Regions from separate parts of the Mus musculus genome. Here region 2 is linked to region 1. The links are chromatin loops, found by intact Hi-C in ENCODE. Cell type or tissue: heart. All regions are shown on one strand.

Evidence for each region. Hi-C counts contacts between places; a loop is a spot of excess contacts. Peaks named below come from ENCODE experiments on the same cell type or tissue, not always from the same donor. Only the 100,000 strongest peaks of a DNase experiment are listed, where the experiment ranks them.
Region 2: a loop joins it to region 1, with 4 times the contacts of the local background. A loop is called at or near these places in 10 of 42 quality-filtered maps.

Annotation. Positions count from the first base shown.
Region 1 is chr12:73,283,188-73,291,187 of GRCm38, reverse strand. Trmt5 (TRM5 tRNA methyltransferase 5) reads left to right here and starts at 4,477. Exons shown (of 5, transcript NM_029580.3): 1 at 4,477-4,504; 2 at 5,913-6,553. The coding sequence starts at 4,500. It overlaps Slc38a6 (solute carrier family 38, member 6), which reads right to left and starts at 4,340. Exons shown (of 16, transcript NM_001037717.3): 1 at 4,156-4,340; 2 at 2,665-2,795. The coding sequence starts at 4,263. In heart, no CTCF peak of the experiment used is centred here; DNase peaks (open chromatin) are centred at 3,377 and 4,347; H3K4me3 peaks cover 2,330 bases; H3K27ac peaks cover 2,091 bases.
Region 2 is chr12:73,119,198-73,127,197 of GRCm38, reverse strand. It overlaps Mnat1 (menage a trois 1), which reads right to left and starts at 3,481. Exons shown (of 8, transcript NM_008612.2): 1 at 3,272-3,481. The coding sequence starts at 3,360. In heart, no CTCF peak of the experiment used is centred here; a DNase peak (open chromatin) is centred at 3,497; H3K4me3 peaks cover 1,633 bases; H3K27ac peaks cover 1,229 bases.

The sequences.
Region 1 (8,000 bases):
CAGCGACGGCAGTAAAGCATCGAACATACAAAGCTATGTTAACAACAGCAGCCCCGTGACTGGCTGTGATTCATGAAAACAGCCCTCACAGGCTCACACCAGGCTCACTGAATGCTTGATTAGCAGCGGGTGACCAAATCAGGAAAGGTTTGGAGGTATTGCTTGTTCAGTGCCTCCTGCAGGTGATCAGGAATGTATGCTCCCAGCTACTGCTCGGTGCCATGCCTGCCTGTCTGCAGCCTACCACACTCCCCAGCTACCCTGACCAGCATGATGACAATGCTTACCCTCTGACACTGTAAGCAAGCCCCCATTTAAAGTGCTTTCTTCTATAAGCTGCCTTGGTCATGCTGTGTAGTCACAGCAATAGAACAGTACTAAGACACTGGCCCATGACTAACTCTTGAAAATAAATAAGCCCAGAACATAATGTTGGGCTCCAGGCGTTAAAGAAGTCTTATTTAGCAGCCTAAGACAGGAGAAGGATATTTTATTTGCACCTAAAAAAATTGCTTTTAACTTGCCTGACTGATAAGTTTTGATTCACATTGGCCAGCCTGACACAAATGAGCTTGAACTTTTTAAAATCATAAATCAATTGTAGATCAAGTGTGTAGTGGCTATTCCTGGTTGTCAACTTGACAATATTTGGAATAAACTACAATCCGGAATTGGAAGGCTCAGCAGTGACCCTTATCTGGAGGCTTGGAGATCCTTATCTGGATCTTGGTTTGAAGATCTTGAGCCATAGTGGCTATGGATTCCAGAAGATTGAATCTCCGAGTTTAAGGAACACACCTTTAATCTGGGCTCCACCTTCTGCTGGAGACAATATAAGGACATTGGAAGAAGGGAGTCTAGCTCTTGCTCTTGCTCCTTCGCCTGCTTGCTGCGTGAGACTGAGTAACTGCTAGATCCTTGGACTTCCATTCACAGCTGCGACTGAACCATTGTTGGGAATTGGGCTGCCGACTGTAAGTCATCAATAAATTCCTTTACTATCTAGAGACTGTCCATAAGTTTTGTGACTCTAGAGAACCCTGACTAATACAAAGTGGTTTTTTTTTTTTTTTAGATTAGCCACATTTTTAGATTAATAAAAATCAACATCAGTCCTGTATTGCACAGTGATATCTGGGTTAACAATGAAGTCTCAGAGACAACATGGCTGTCCTCGTGTCATAGGGAACACATTATTCATGCTCACGGTGAAGCTGGGGAAAGCAGACTACTGCATTGCCAATCATATAATCATGAACGCAACACGTGCTTTTACATCTAGTACTGAATATCCACTAAGAAGAAGTAATACAATCCTCGGTTCCTGTATTTATTATACTATCATACTGTATTCTTTTAAAAAATCATGATTTTAGGGCACACTTTTTTTATTGTTGTGGCTGTTGGTTTGTTTGTTTTTTGAAGCAGGGTCTCACTTGAACTTATATGGCTGAGGAAGACCCTGAATTCCCCGATCTTCCTGTCTCTACCTCCCAACTACCAGGACCAGTCCTTCAGGGGCTTCAGAAAAGGCTTTGTTGTCACAGGCAAGGAGGCTGCAGCTGTGTCCTGCTCCCGAAACACCTCCCCATGAGCAAGGTGTGTAAACTGATCCTGGCTCTCGGGTAGTAAGTGTGCTTATGTCTGAGTTTTAAAGAAAAAGTTGGAAAAGGAAAATACGAGAATAAGAGTAGATTAAATTTAAAAAGCTTATGTAATAAGGACATATAGAAAGAAAAGTTTTATATGGTATATGGTGTATTTGTTTTTTAGGCTATTATAACAAGAATCAAAACATTGAAAAACAAAACACAAGGCCCTTAAAACGACTTCTCCAGTTCCTCTCAGCACGACGTCCAATCCAGGAACAGGTTTCTTCTTTCACTGGATCTTTTTTGCATGTGTTGATAAACAAATACGATTACATTACAACTGCTGCGGCATTTACTATACTAGCACGTGGACTGCACTATATTAGGTGATTTTTTTAGCCTATGAGCAACAGGCAATACTGTATAGATGTGTAGAAGGTTTTACCATCTAGGTTTGTTTAAGTATACTCTATAAGGATCACCCAGGAACGAAAAAGCATTGCCGCACTTCAGAACTATTAGCCATGGCTACTCCACTTGGTACCCTCTCCCCCTTTTAGTTAAACAATAACAATTCCTAAAGTAACTTGTTTTCTAGATCCTTACCCACTGTGCCCTATGGACCCCAGTCATGTCTGACCAGGAAAGCTGCTTATCTATCACATGACATCCTAACCACTTACCTTATCTCCAAAGCTTCCCCTAGCAACAACCTGCCCAAAAGGGACAATGCTCAGTGGCCTTCCCTTTCTTTTTTGTGCCCTATAAGCCCTTGGGTTCTGATTCTTACACCAGAGCCCCGCTTTGCTGGTGCTGTTTTAAAGCCCACGCTATCTTAGAGCCCCGGGGTTCCTTTCTTGAGGTTCCTACATGAATGCCCACCCCCTCAAGCCATGCATGACTGTAGGGAGCATTCCTCCAAAGCACAGAACTAGATAGGCACAAGGGGAACAAAACAGCATTAAAACCCCAGAAGTAATCCAACTAGAAATTGTAGACCGGTAACTTCTGGAATCAAAATTCCTTATCAAAATGGAACCGTGTGATGACAAAATATGGAAACAGGCCTCACCTAAATCCAAGGATACCCGTGTTAGCCATCACATACGCCAAACCAAGGATGCCGCTTCCCATGATGGCGTTCATCACGTTAAAGACGGAGAGACCAAAGGAAGCACCGGAGGATCCCTGCCTGTGAGGTTCCTGGAAACACACCATTTACCCACATTAAATGCCTGAGGAAGGAAGTTAAAGTGTGCTGAGCCATTCTACACACTTGAGGAATCGTGTGAACACTAATTAACCAGGACGTGGCTAGTTCTTTCGCCCATGTAACACAGGCTAGTCTCATTGGAGAAGAGGGGATCTCAATTGGGAGAATGCCCTAAAGAGACTGGCCAAGACACGGCCTGTTTTAGGTGGGGGCATCCCTGAGCAGGCAGGCCTTCCTGGGGATGAAGGAGAGCAAACTGAGCAAGCCAGTAGGGGCAAGTCAATATTTCCTCCGGGTCTCCCGTTTCAGTTTCTGCCTCCAGATTCCTGCCCTGACTTTCCTTCAAGACGGACTGTAGCTGTAAGATGAAATAAGCCCTTCCCTTCCCAAGTTGCTTTCCGTCATAGGAGTTATTACCCCAAGGAAAAGCACATTTGGACATAACACTTGTTCCTTTCCCTCCGTTCTGACCTATTGGTGCAACTCAAGGAAACGAGTCTTCCAGGAAAATTACTTCCTCCCATGCAGGGCCCAGCTGGCTTCAGTGGGAGCCACAGCCTTGTGACTTCAAGAGATCAAGATAGGGTGGAGACAGAGGAGGAACGGGCCTCAGTCACGTGCTTCCTGAAGAATCCCAGTGTCAGCATGGAACTTCTGTCCCTAACTCTTCTTCCTCAAGTACGAGGACCGCAATAAACTAACCTTTTGTTTATATGCCTAATGAATTAAGTCGATTAGCAGGAATATCTTACAGGGACAACATAAACCAAACCATCAGCTGTTACAGTCCAGGGATTCATAAAAAGTGGAGTGGCAGGACTGGAAAGCAGCTCTGAGTTAGGGAGTTTTTCTAGCATGCCCAAGGCCCTCCTAGGCTGGACATTCAAGACCGAAGAGGCTCCGGGGCCCCCGGGCACACACAGCCCACTACACCGGCTTTAGGTTAAGGACGAGCAATGTGCACATTACCAGAGACCTCTCCTCATCTTCACTTACAGGGACTTGAGTATTAAAGTGCCTATAGCTCATCTTTCCCTTGGCCCCATGATTAAATCCAGAAAAGAAACATCGTGTGATGTTCTTGCAAGACCTCACAAGGCTAGAGGAGACAGAGGCGACAATGACACAAAGCAATGGTGAGTCACAAAACCGAGGCTCATCCCGCTGGTGTTCCAAGCCTCTCACTATTGACTGAGTGCTCCATGCTGCTGCCACATTCCAAACTCGCCTGGGGTCAGTGGTTCGGGCCCCACCCCAGGGTCAGTCCCCTGCAGTCCAAGGCTCCTCTTGCAAGCCCTGAAAGATACCGAAGCGCACAGGAACCCAGCGCAGCCAGTAAAGCCCACTTACGTTGCTTAGCAACGGACTCCACTCGTCTGCAGCCACCGCCTCCTCTGGCTGCTGGGCAGAGACGTACCAGCCTGGCTCCGCTTGGATGCTGTGCCGGGACGCCTGCATGGTGCTCCGCGACCGACTGCTAAGTAAATCACGGAGCCGCTTCCCCTAACCCCAAGCGCCCCGGCTGAGCGGCTTCAGAGGCGGAGCTACGGGCTTGGCCCTTCCGGGCTCTCGTAGCAAATCGCGGGCCCGGAAGAGAGGTGCGAGTCCACAGGGTCGGACTCTACGCTGCCTTCGCGGCCAGCAGTGATGACGTCACCAGCCTCCGACGCCCTATTTCCGAGCTGCACCAGAGCATGAGGTGAGGGGTTCGGGTCTGAAGCCGGCCTCGGGTGACGCTGGCCCTGGAAAGGTGCAGCTGGTGAGGGGGCAGTAGTGTCCCGGGTGATGTAGAAAACCTGACGGTACCGCGGCGGGACTCGTGCTCTTCTTTCTTGCCCAATGAGCGCAAAAAGGCCACCAGGTCATTCATCTCCTTGTCCACCGGCCGCTAAGCCGAGGCCGGAGCCCTTGGGTAGGGGGCTGGTCAAATGCATGGTGAGGGCTGATGCACCCAGTGGTAGGATTGGATAGCATGAGAAGTGCCGGGATTAGGTTCCCATTACCACAAAAATCTTTTCATAGTTTAAACCACATATTACAGATGGAAAACGGACGCCTACATTTACTTCAAACAACACAGTAAAGCCTTGTCAAAATACTGAAGCTTTTAGTTATAGGCATGGCATATGGCAGTACACTATGATAGACATCCTAACAGTATACTAAGGTCATATGGGAAGGGACAAATCTCATGTATCCAGACCAACCTGGAGGATGACTTTAATTTCTGATCTGCTTTCTGAGTGCCTGCACCACTGTGCCCAGGCTATGTAGTGCTGAAAGCCCATGAATTTGCTTGTGCTTGCTAGGTACACTTCTAGCTAAACTGTATCCCCAGCTTTCAGGTCATTTTTAACCAAGCTTTTGTTTTTTTTTTTGTTTGTTTGTTTGTTTGTTTGTTTTTGAGGTCTGGTCTCAAATGCATCCCAGGCTGGCCTTGAACTTTTAATCCTCCTATTTCCTCATGCTGAGATTACAGGTAGGCACCACCATGCCTGATATTATGTGCTGTTAGGGATGACCCCAGGACCTCATGCGTGCTAGGCAAGCTTTCTACCAGTGAGCTACATTTTAAGACCTTAATGAACGTTTAAGCCTTGCCAAGCCACTTAGCAGCCACATAACTTTGGGTGATTAACTTACCCCTTAGCTTACAAACTTCATAACACAGCTTCTGATACAACAGCCCGTTGAATAAATAAAATAAGATCTCCTAAGAATATCCCAGTAAGTATTACCATTGGTGGCATCACATATAGTGATCATTTCATTTAGAGATGACCCTTAACTCAAATTTCATACTTCCTATTCTATGTGTATTCTGTCGAAATTTGTGAGCAGAGTTCTTTGGGTATAGGGAGATTGCTAGACCACTAATTTTTCTGTTATAGGGGCAAATAGACTGAAAATGCAAATGTATTATTTACCAGGGACAGTGATCATTCTAACCTGCAAGAGAGACTGCCCTCCCTTGCCATCCAAACCTTTTGTCAGCACTTGGCAGGTGACTTGAAAGATAATTTATATTTTCATCCTCAAAAGCCATTGTGAATGTGTTCACATGTAGCTTGATGGTGTTTGGTGTTTTGTTTTGTTATTTTCCCCAGAATCGTATGGAAGCTATTTGGATTCTCAAGAAGACTTTTGCAAGTGGAATGGTGTCACCCCAGTGAATCAATATTGTTGTTTACCCTGGTGCCGAGACTTAGGAAAGCGCCTTCTGTTTTCTTGTTGGGTCAAAGACAAGGACTCTCAACCATGCCAGAAATAGAAGCAAGTGTGAGAGATAGTGAATTATTTTCACCACCCTCTGACGTTCGAGGAATGAGAGAACTTGATAGAACAGCTTTTAAGAAGACAGTGTCCATCCCTGTGCTTAAAGCGAGGAAAGAAGTAGTCAACAGATTGATGCGAGCCCTCAGGAGAGTAGCCCTGCAGCGCCCGGGCATAAAGCGAGTGATTGAGGATCCCAAGGATGAAGACAGTAGGCTGATCATGTTGGACCCCTACAGGATGCTTACTGCTGATTCCTTTGACAAAGCAGAACTCGGAGTTTTAAAAGAACTTGATGTCAGCCCACAGTTATCCCAGTACAACTTGGAACTAACATATGAAAATTTTAAGTCAGAAGAAATTTTGAAAGCTGTGCTTCCTGAAGGTCAAGATGTAACCTCTGGATTCAGCAGGGTTGGGCATATTGCACACCTGAATCTCCGAGATCACCAGCTGCCCTTCAAGCATTTAATTGGTAGGTGGATTACAGTCAGATTCATACTCTAGAAAAAAAGTGACATTCTAGTTTTAGTGCTTAATTTTTTTATTTCAAAATGCTAACTTAAAGAAACAGGGTAAAAAAAAAAAAAGCAGGGTAGTTTAGTTTTTATTTGAAACCAAATCAGAAGCACCTTCCCCCTTTTTGAAAAACATTTTGGAATATCTTCTTTGTAGTCATAGTGTTGGCAGAGACTTTTGGGCCTACACACACACACACACACACATACTCTTACTCTCTCTCTCTCTCTCTCTCTCTCTCTCTCTCTCTCTCTCTCTCCAACCACTTTGTTATATTGAACAAAATCCTTTTGGTCCAAAAAGCCATTAGGCCTTTGGGACATTGGTCAGTACAAGGTTTTGAAATTTGGTGTTTCAGAGTCACATATACAATGCTAGTGACTTAGCTAGTAATTTAGCTAATTAAGCCTCTTCTTTATGGTAAACACTTTAAAACTTTCTTAAGTGCTCCTAGCCTTTTAGAAACTGCTATGTACACCCTACTATTGTAGCTCCAGGGAAACCCACAGCCTTTATTATTTGGATAGAAGGATAATCAAAATCACATTTTATATAAATACTTGGTATACATGCATTCTGTAGGTTACTCTTTTTAATACAGTAATTTTCAAAACATGTGGGAATTATTCCCAGCTTTAAAATGTAGCATTCAGTATTTTGCATCGATTGGACTTGATAATGCCCTTCTGCTTCCTCTCTCTTCATTGACAAAAGACATTAATACTGCACAGTGGGGACTCAGCTCAGGGTCATATGTGGGCTTTCATATAATACCCTAACTTAAAACTATGTTTCTCCTAAAATGGTGGTGGTGCATAAGGGTTAAAAGTGAAACATTTCTGGCTGGGGACATAGCTCAGCTGCCATACCAAGTCCAAAGCCCTACGGCTTTCCTATGGAATTATAGAAATGCTTTTAATGTTTTAAAATTTTATTTAAAACTAACTTTTATGTCTTAGAAGTAAGTGAAAGGCAACCCATCCATGAATATATGGGACACAAAGTTGGGTGGGTAGGGAAGTCGAGTGCATCTGGGAGGAGTTGGGGGAACAGGTTCATAGCTTCAAAAAGTTTTAATTGAGTTCAGATATGATAAGTAGAACACAATAAGGCAGCCATTGATTATTTTACATATTCTGAATTCTGATAATCTCATTGTATTTCATCAAATTTATATTCAGTACATTTTTCTAACTTAAAGATGAAGTTCTTTCTTTATGAAATGAGAACATAGATCTCTATAAAATTTCCAAGTGTTGACAAAAAGATAGAGACTTAATTAAAGATTTTAACAGTAAGTCATTTCTGATGTATATTATTGTCTTTGTAGCCTTTCTGCTAGGATAAATGTTTGACTAAATGACCAATTTAAGTAGAAGAACATTTTTAATTTAGGTCAGCCT
Region 2 (8,000 bases), 160 kb after region 1:
GAGAGAGAGATGATAAAGTCTTACCCCAACCCAAATCAGATTATTAACAGGGCCCTGAGATTTGTAAATAAATAGACATCCCAGATGATTCTTTAGTATCAAGAGTCAAGTCTGGGAATCAAGACTTGGAAATTTTATAGAGTATACAAGAAAAATTGCAAAAATATCAATTACTAAAGATCAATAACTAATAAATGACTGTTGAGCCTTGCTTTTTTGTCTTTGAAAGTAGACTTAGCACATTTAAAACTTGAGCCAAACTGTTACTATATCCAAGCTTAATTCTCATTATTCTCACTCCATATACCATCTTAGGTTCTATTTGCTAAGTAAGTTAGGAAGCAAATTGACAGACTGACTCCTAAAACCATTTTTATTACGTATGTGTACTTACTTGGAGAAAGAGTGTGTCTCTGAGATCAGAGGACAACTTGCAGGAGCTGGGTTTTCTCCTCCCACTAAAAAGGTCCCAGGGATTAAACTCAAGCTAACCATATTGCAGGCCCCAAAAAATTAGTGTTTCACTTAGGATACTGGCAATATCTTTTCATACATGAGAGTAAATTAACTCTTAAATTTACTTGAACTCTCCCTCAAGTAATCCCTCACAATGTATGACAAATTTTCACTAAGTTTACACCTTAAATGGCCAATCTAGAATTGAGAGTCAAGAGGGCTATCATAATATTTGTGAGATATACTTCATGCTTCCTTTTCAAAAAGTTATAAGAAAACTAATTCTATTTCTGTTTATACTTATAAAGAGCTAGGCAATTAATATGCTATCATTTCTGGCTCTTACAGATAAAATTTTCATCTTAACAAATAATCCTTAAGGTTTAACATACAATTTCCTGTTATCCGTTTGGATGTTAGGGCACAAATTTGACAATAAAACTTCCTAGAAAAGAAGTACTAGAAGGTGTCAATAAAGACAAAACCCTATGAAAGAAACTCTGATACCAAAGTTCCCTCCCAGACAGCCTAGGCTACTAGCTAGTTCAAGGCCAACTTGAGTTACAAAGCAAAATTCTGTCTCAAAAAAAGAAAAAGGAAAGAAAGTGTGGAGAGGAGATCTGGAGAGCCAGCTCAGTGGGTGAGAACACTTGCTGTGCAAACAGAAGGTCCTGAGCTCAGATACTTGTACCCACACAAAAAGCTGCACATGGCCTCAAGTGCCAGTAACCCCAGCACGATGAGAGCAAGTGTGGGAAAGTTTGTGCGGCTGAAATTCTCAATGAAGCCTCCTCCCTGACCAGAGAACTCACGGAGGATACCCACACGTTTTCGAGCAACCCCCAAGGATGAGTGCCTTCTGTTCTGCCCAATCAAGGTGCTGTTTCCTAATGTGTACATCTCTATATATTACTCAAAATAAATAAACACCACTTACTAATTATTCTCACCAACAAATACATCAGTGAAATATAAATATGATAAAACTCAATACACCTAATCATTTTGATTTAACACAGAGGACAGAGAAACACAGTAGACAAAGCCAAAGAGACTATTCAGTAAGCAAAAAATCCAGACTCTTAGGCAGGAAAACTCCATCACTACAATAATCCAGTACAAAAGAAAAGAAATGGAACAGCTACATCATAGATGAACAGCTACATCATAGACACACACACACACACACACCACACATGGGGGTTGAGAGGCTTTGGGGCCGGCAAAAAGAATGTTAAAGCCAGAGATGAGAGGGAGTGCCATGGAACAGCCCTCGAGTGCACACCACAGCAACAGCCATCTGCCCTTCAACATTCCATCACAAACACAGAGGGTACCCAGTGGTGAGTGGGGGAGAATGTGTCTCAGTGGTGCAGCTGGTGGAGAATTTGGGATGAAGTTCGAAGGGAATTAAAGGAGGATAGAGTGGGGATGAAGGACGAACATGATCTCAATATTTTTTCAGAGCTAAAATAAGTGACACAGAAATTTTGCAAAACTTTTCTAAAAATCTAACAGTCTGCTAGTCATGGTAGTGCATACCTGAAATTCTAACACTTTTAGTCAGAGAAGAATCTAAAGTTTTAAAGTCAGGCTGGACTAACACTTGATGCCCAGTCTTAACAAGCACCTAATTATATACCAGCAGTATTCCCTCATTGCCACAGTTCATGCATTCCAGTTGACTGCCTTTTCTGGATTTTTAATCTTAAACCATCCAGACACAGTTACGCTGTCTAAAGCAAAATAAAAGTTAATTAGGAAAAGAGACCCTGTCGTGGAAAAAAAAAAAAAAGAAAGACCAATTAAGGAAATTAATAATCACATTATGACAATTATATATATAGCTCATTGTGCAAATTTCTGCCTGAAGACCTTGTCTACCACATTGTACTTTACCTTTTCCTTCCGGAGGAAGACTGAGCCTATAGGAATATTGTGCTCACAACTTTATAGTACCTTTAGTCTCAGACTATCTTTTACTTAAACCACTTCTCCATAAAAAACTGACAAACACTTTAACCAAAACTCTGCATTTATTCTTCAAAACATTTATACAAAAAAATCACTCGCCATCCTTTCACCACTGAGCAACCAAAATACACTTACTTCCCAGAGCCACTTCCTGGGATCCATACTCCTACGACCCACAATCCTGAGAAATCTCAGGATCATTTCCGGTGAGGAAGAAACTATACCTGCATAAACTTATCAAGAGATGGCTCACGGTAAGACTCTACAGTGCCTGGAACAAAATGAGCACGCAATAAAAGCCAACCATTATCTAGCTACAAAGTAACTGCCTTAAGTCTGTATTTTCTTCCTTTACATGATTTAAGTCTAACATAACTCATCAGGACACGTATACATACACAGAAGGCTTTCCAACTAGTTCACTCGATCAACAGCAACAGTATACACCCAAAGTAAGTTTTCAGTTCTCTTTTCAATTAAAAAAAAAAAACATTTATTAAGAAATTAAAGATTCTAATCCCTCACGCTTTCAGCCAGACATCTGTCTGGAGTCTAGCTAACAACACATAGCTGGAAAAATTCGAGATTTTCACTGGCTGGAAAGGTGGATGAGGGTCAACCTGCCAAACTTCTGCTTGCCACAATCAAAACTCCAGTTTCAAAGTAGGCCAGAAAAGATAGGGGCGAGCGGCTACGAACCTTTTAAAGGATCGACGCTCCCTTTTTGCATCCCCCTCCCCCACTGTTTAGACGAACCACACCCTTTATTACCCCCCAGCGGCCTCCTGGCATCTCCCAGGGCTGTCCTCCCACCCCAGGAATCCACGGTCGCCAGACTCACAGAGTGTGTCCGCACACGTTCACCATCAGCTTCAAAGAAGGGTTCCGGTACTTGGTGGTCTTACACCTGGGGCAGCCCTGGTCGTCCATGGCGTCTCTTCGGCTTTGGATTTTTTTTTTTCCTCCACACGGATTTCAGCCACTGCCACCTACAAGAACCCCCAGACCAGATGTCAACTAAGCTGCTACCAACAGGCACTTGGCCGGAATGGTCCTTCGCGAAAGAGCACCGGCTGGAAGCCAGGCGCTGCAAAACAAACGTTCCGGGAGCGAGTTCTCCGTTCCAGCCGCTACAGTTCCAACCTAACCTTAGGTGAATCAGTTCAGTATCTTGGGATGGGAGAACGGATGCTTTTAAATTACACACCTCTTGCCTAATTACATTTTACAAGGAACCATATCATATCAAAAAGATAAATTCTTGTTTCGTTTGGAAACATCCACATGATTTCAAAGATTTATGCTGGTATGAAGTCAATAACACAAACTAGTAGTCTCTTTTAGAAAATTGGACAGTCTGTACTGTAGATGTCTTCATAGTTGTGTAATCAGAACATAATTTGATTCACATATATGAAGATTAGAATAATGCTAAGTGTAGTGGCTCACACCTATAATACCAGCACTAGGAAGGCTGAAGCAGGAACCAGCCATGAGTTGGATCTAGGCTCCATACTGAATTCTGTACAGCCTGGGCTACCTAAGGAGACACTGTCTCCAAAATAAATAAATATATAACAAAAAAAAATAAAAACAAAATAAAAAACAAGATAAATTGTTTACATTCATAAAAATTATCTAAATGCAATTCTTTGTACAAATTCTTACTAAATGTCAGAATACTTCTATAAATAATATCTAGTACCTGTTCCTACACAAAGGCCTTCCCCTCAAGACTGCCAGGCAAGCTGAATTGTACAACCTAACTCTCATATGTCTTGCCCCCAATAAAAGACCTCATTTATTTTCCAAAATGTTAAATAAAAGGTTATTTTATAAAGCAATTCGAGCAGGGCAGTGGTGGCATACACCTTTAATCTCAGTATTCAAGAGGCAGGAACAGGTGGATCGCTGAGTTCCAGCCAGTCTGGTCTGCAGAGCAAGTCCCAGGACAGCCAGGGCTACACTCAGAGAAACCCTGTCTCCAAAAACAAATTTAAAAAAAGAAAGAAAGAAAGAAAGAAAGAAAGAAAGAAAGAGAGAGAGAGAAAGGAGAGAGAGAGAGAAAGAAAGAAAGAGAGAGAGAGAAAGGAGAGAGAGAGAGAAAGAAAGAAAGAGAGAGAGAGAAAGGAGAGAGAGAGAGAGAAAGAAAGAAAGAAAGAAAGAAAGAAAGAAAGAAAGAAAGAAAGAAAGAGAGAGAGAAAAAGGCACACAACTTTATTTCAGCAATCCCAAAACTCTGAGGACCTGATTCTCTCTGGGAATTGTAAGCCACATTTATTGTATTAACAAGAATACAGAAGTCTTTTTTGTTTATTTTGTTTTTTGAGACAGGGTGACAGCACTTCTCTGTGTAACCCTGCCTGTCTTGGATTTGCTTTGTAGACCAGGCTGGCCTCAAACTCATTGAGATCCGCCTGCTTCTGCTTCCCAGGTGCTGGGATCAAAGGTGAGGGCCACCACGCCTAGCCAAATAGATGCCTTAGAAAGGTCTATTAGATAATGAATTATTCTTACGGTAAGGGACAAGTCTTCTCCACCTCTGAGATAAGGATTTATTGATACTTAACAAAGGCTTAATGGAGACTAAATGAATTCATAAAAAGGCCATCAAATAACAGTGAAATGTGGACATTTTTAATGCCAAGCATTTTTGTAATCACCTCCATCTAACTGAAATTCTGTCTGAAGTAAACTTGTAGACAGGTTGCCTTGGTTTGGTTTGCTTGTTGGTATGAGGTGTGGTTCATTTTTTAATATTTTTATTCTAAGTAGTGTGTGTGTGTGCGTGCTCATGTGCTGCAGCATGCCTGTGGTGGCCACAGCACAGCTTACAGGAGTTAGCTCCCTACCGTGTGAGTCCTGTAGAGGAACTCAGATCATTGGGCTTGGTGACAGGTGCCTTTCCTTGCTATGCCGTGTCACCAGTCCTGTTCCATGTTTTGTTTTAATATTATTTTATTACTTACTTGAGAATTCCACACAATTTATTTTGATCATATTCAGTGCTCTTCCACAACTACTAGGTCCACGCTCAGCCACTCCCTTCCTACCCACCCAACATCATCTTGTTCTCTCTTCTCTCTCTCTCTCTCTCTCTCTCTCTCCCCTCTCTCCTCTCTCTCTCTCCTCTCTCTCTCCTCTCTCTCTCCTCTCTCTCTCCTCTCTCTCTCTCCTCTCTCTCTCTACTCTCTCTCTCTCCTCTCTCTCTCTCCTCTCTCTCTCCTCTCTCTCTCCTCTCTCTCTCTCCTCTCTCTCTCTCTCTCTCCTCTCTCTCTCCTCTCTCTCTCCTCTCTCTTCCTCTGTGTGCCTCTTTCTCCTCTCTTTCCCTCTTTGTTGTCTCTCTCTTTATGCCCCCCTTCCCATCCAGGTCCATTTGTGTTGGCCAACTACTCTTAGGTTTGGGGCCTACCCTGGAAGAGATAGTGACCACTCCACATAAGAAAAGTGAGCTTTCCTTTCCTGGAAGTTACCAGATGTCAATAGTTCCTCAGCTAATGATGGATGTGGTGTAATATGTAACGGACTATGTGATCACTCCTGTTTTATGACTTGTTTTTTTTTTTTCTTCAAGCTCTCACACTCACCTGGACTCACTGTGTAGTCCAGGCTGACCTCTAACTCGAGGCAGTCCTCCTATCTCAGTATCCAGTGTGCTGGGATCCCAAGTATGAGGCACCATACTTGTCTCAATCAAGTTTTTCCAAATTATCCCAGGACTTGAATACCAGTTGTATCCATTCTCAGTCATTTTACCTCTTTACAGAACTTTCCCCCTTCAATAAAAACATAAAGGAAACAGCTCCACCTCTTAAAACCTGGACACAGTAGACATCCCTGGTTAGGGTTTCCATATGTTATGGAGGGAAAGCATGACAAACAGCTACATATCACATTCCAGAGGAAGCAGGCCATGATGGCTCAAGGCTTGACACCAGTATATAAGGATCAGTGACTCACTTTATAAACTCTATTATCTCCTTGATCATAATGCTGTCCACCTATCAAAGTTAATCAAATCCAAGCTCACTAAAGGAAAAAAACATGAAAAGCCTTACTGACCTAGAGGCCTGTCACGTTGCACTTATTGATTTTAAAAGGCCTTAGTAAACTTATCACTAGATGTGAACCTCTACAAAAATAAATGTAATTTTATTTTTAGGGTCTTTATGTTTTAAAAGAGTGGAAAGCTTCTGGTGAATAAGTGTGTTCCCTGAGCCAAGACAGACACAGACAGACAGACAGACACAGACAGACAGACAATGTAGTCAATAATATGTTCAGACGTCGTCCACTCAGCTGCCGGTTAACACCAGAACTGTCTTTGAAAAAGAGAACTCCTCACCACACTTTAAACTGAATTGCTCTTCTTTCCCCTCGAGCCTTAAGATCAAAGAGAAGAAAACACTAAAACATGCAGGAGGAAACTGCCAGAAACTCTCCCATGTGCCATGCAGCCAATTGCTATTGGAGAAGCCCAGTGACAACAGGAGAAGCTCACTGTCAACAAATGGCTTGAAACTGTCAGATACTCTGTGCTCTGAGAGTTACATGCAGTAGAAAATACCGTTTATACATCTGAGCCACAGCGCTAAGAAAACTGGGTGGAATAATGGCATCGCTACTTACCACTTACATGATGATTCAAGCATTGGGTTTCCCAATAATAGATTAAAATAATACTTGTACAGTCTGAATGAAAATGCTTAACACTGCCGGGCGGTGGCGGCACACGCCTTTAATCCCAGCACTCGGGATGCAGAGGCAGGCGGATTTTCTGAGTTCGAGGCCAGCCTGGTCTACAGAGTGAGTTCCAGGACAGTCAAGGCTATACAGAGAAACCCTGTCTCAAAAAAAAAAAAAAAAGAAAAGAAAAAAGAAAGAAAGAAAAGAAGAAAATAATTTTTCTCAAAGCAGATAACTGTACTTGAGCCTAATTTTTTTTTAGCCCTAACCTCCGTTTCCTTTATACATTATAACAGGTGTGTAGCACATACCTTTAGTCCCAGCACTCACTTGGGAAGCAGAGGCAGGCAGAACTCTGAGTTTGAGGCCAGCCTGGTCTACAGAATGGGTTCCAGGACAGCCAGGACTACACAGAGAAACTCTGTCTCAGCAAAACAAAAATGATGAAGACGGTGGTGGTGGGGATGATGATGATGGTGATGATAACAATGATGATAGTGGTGGAACTTTATAACTTGGGCTTTCCTAGTGGGTTCACAGCACTGCCTTGTACAAAACAGAGGCTCTGAAATGTGCGCCATCATCACTGATAGAGCTCTGACAAAAAAGTATTGAGAGTACCAGATAAACTCCATGTGTGTTGGAAAAGAAAAAAGAAAAATAACAACAAACTATCAAGCTTCCTGCCTCCGAAAACTACCTGAACCAATTAAGTACATTCTTGCTCTTAAAAAAATCTGCTGTTCCAAACTAGCAAAGAAACTACTCCCAAGGCAGTGGTTTTTAAATGTAAACTTTCCTCCTTGCCCCAGGGCTATAGACTTATCAGGCCTTCCTTTTCAGAAGGGGCAGAACCTGCTACTTTGTCCCTTTGCTAGAGATAA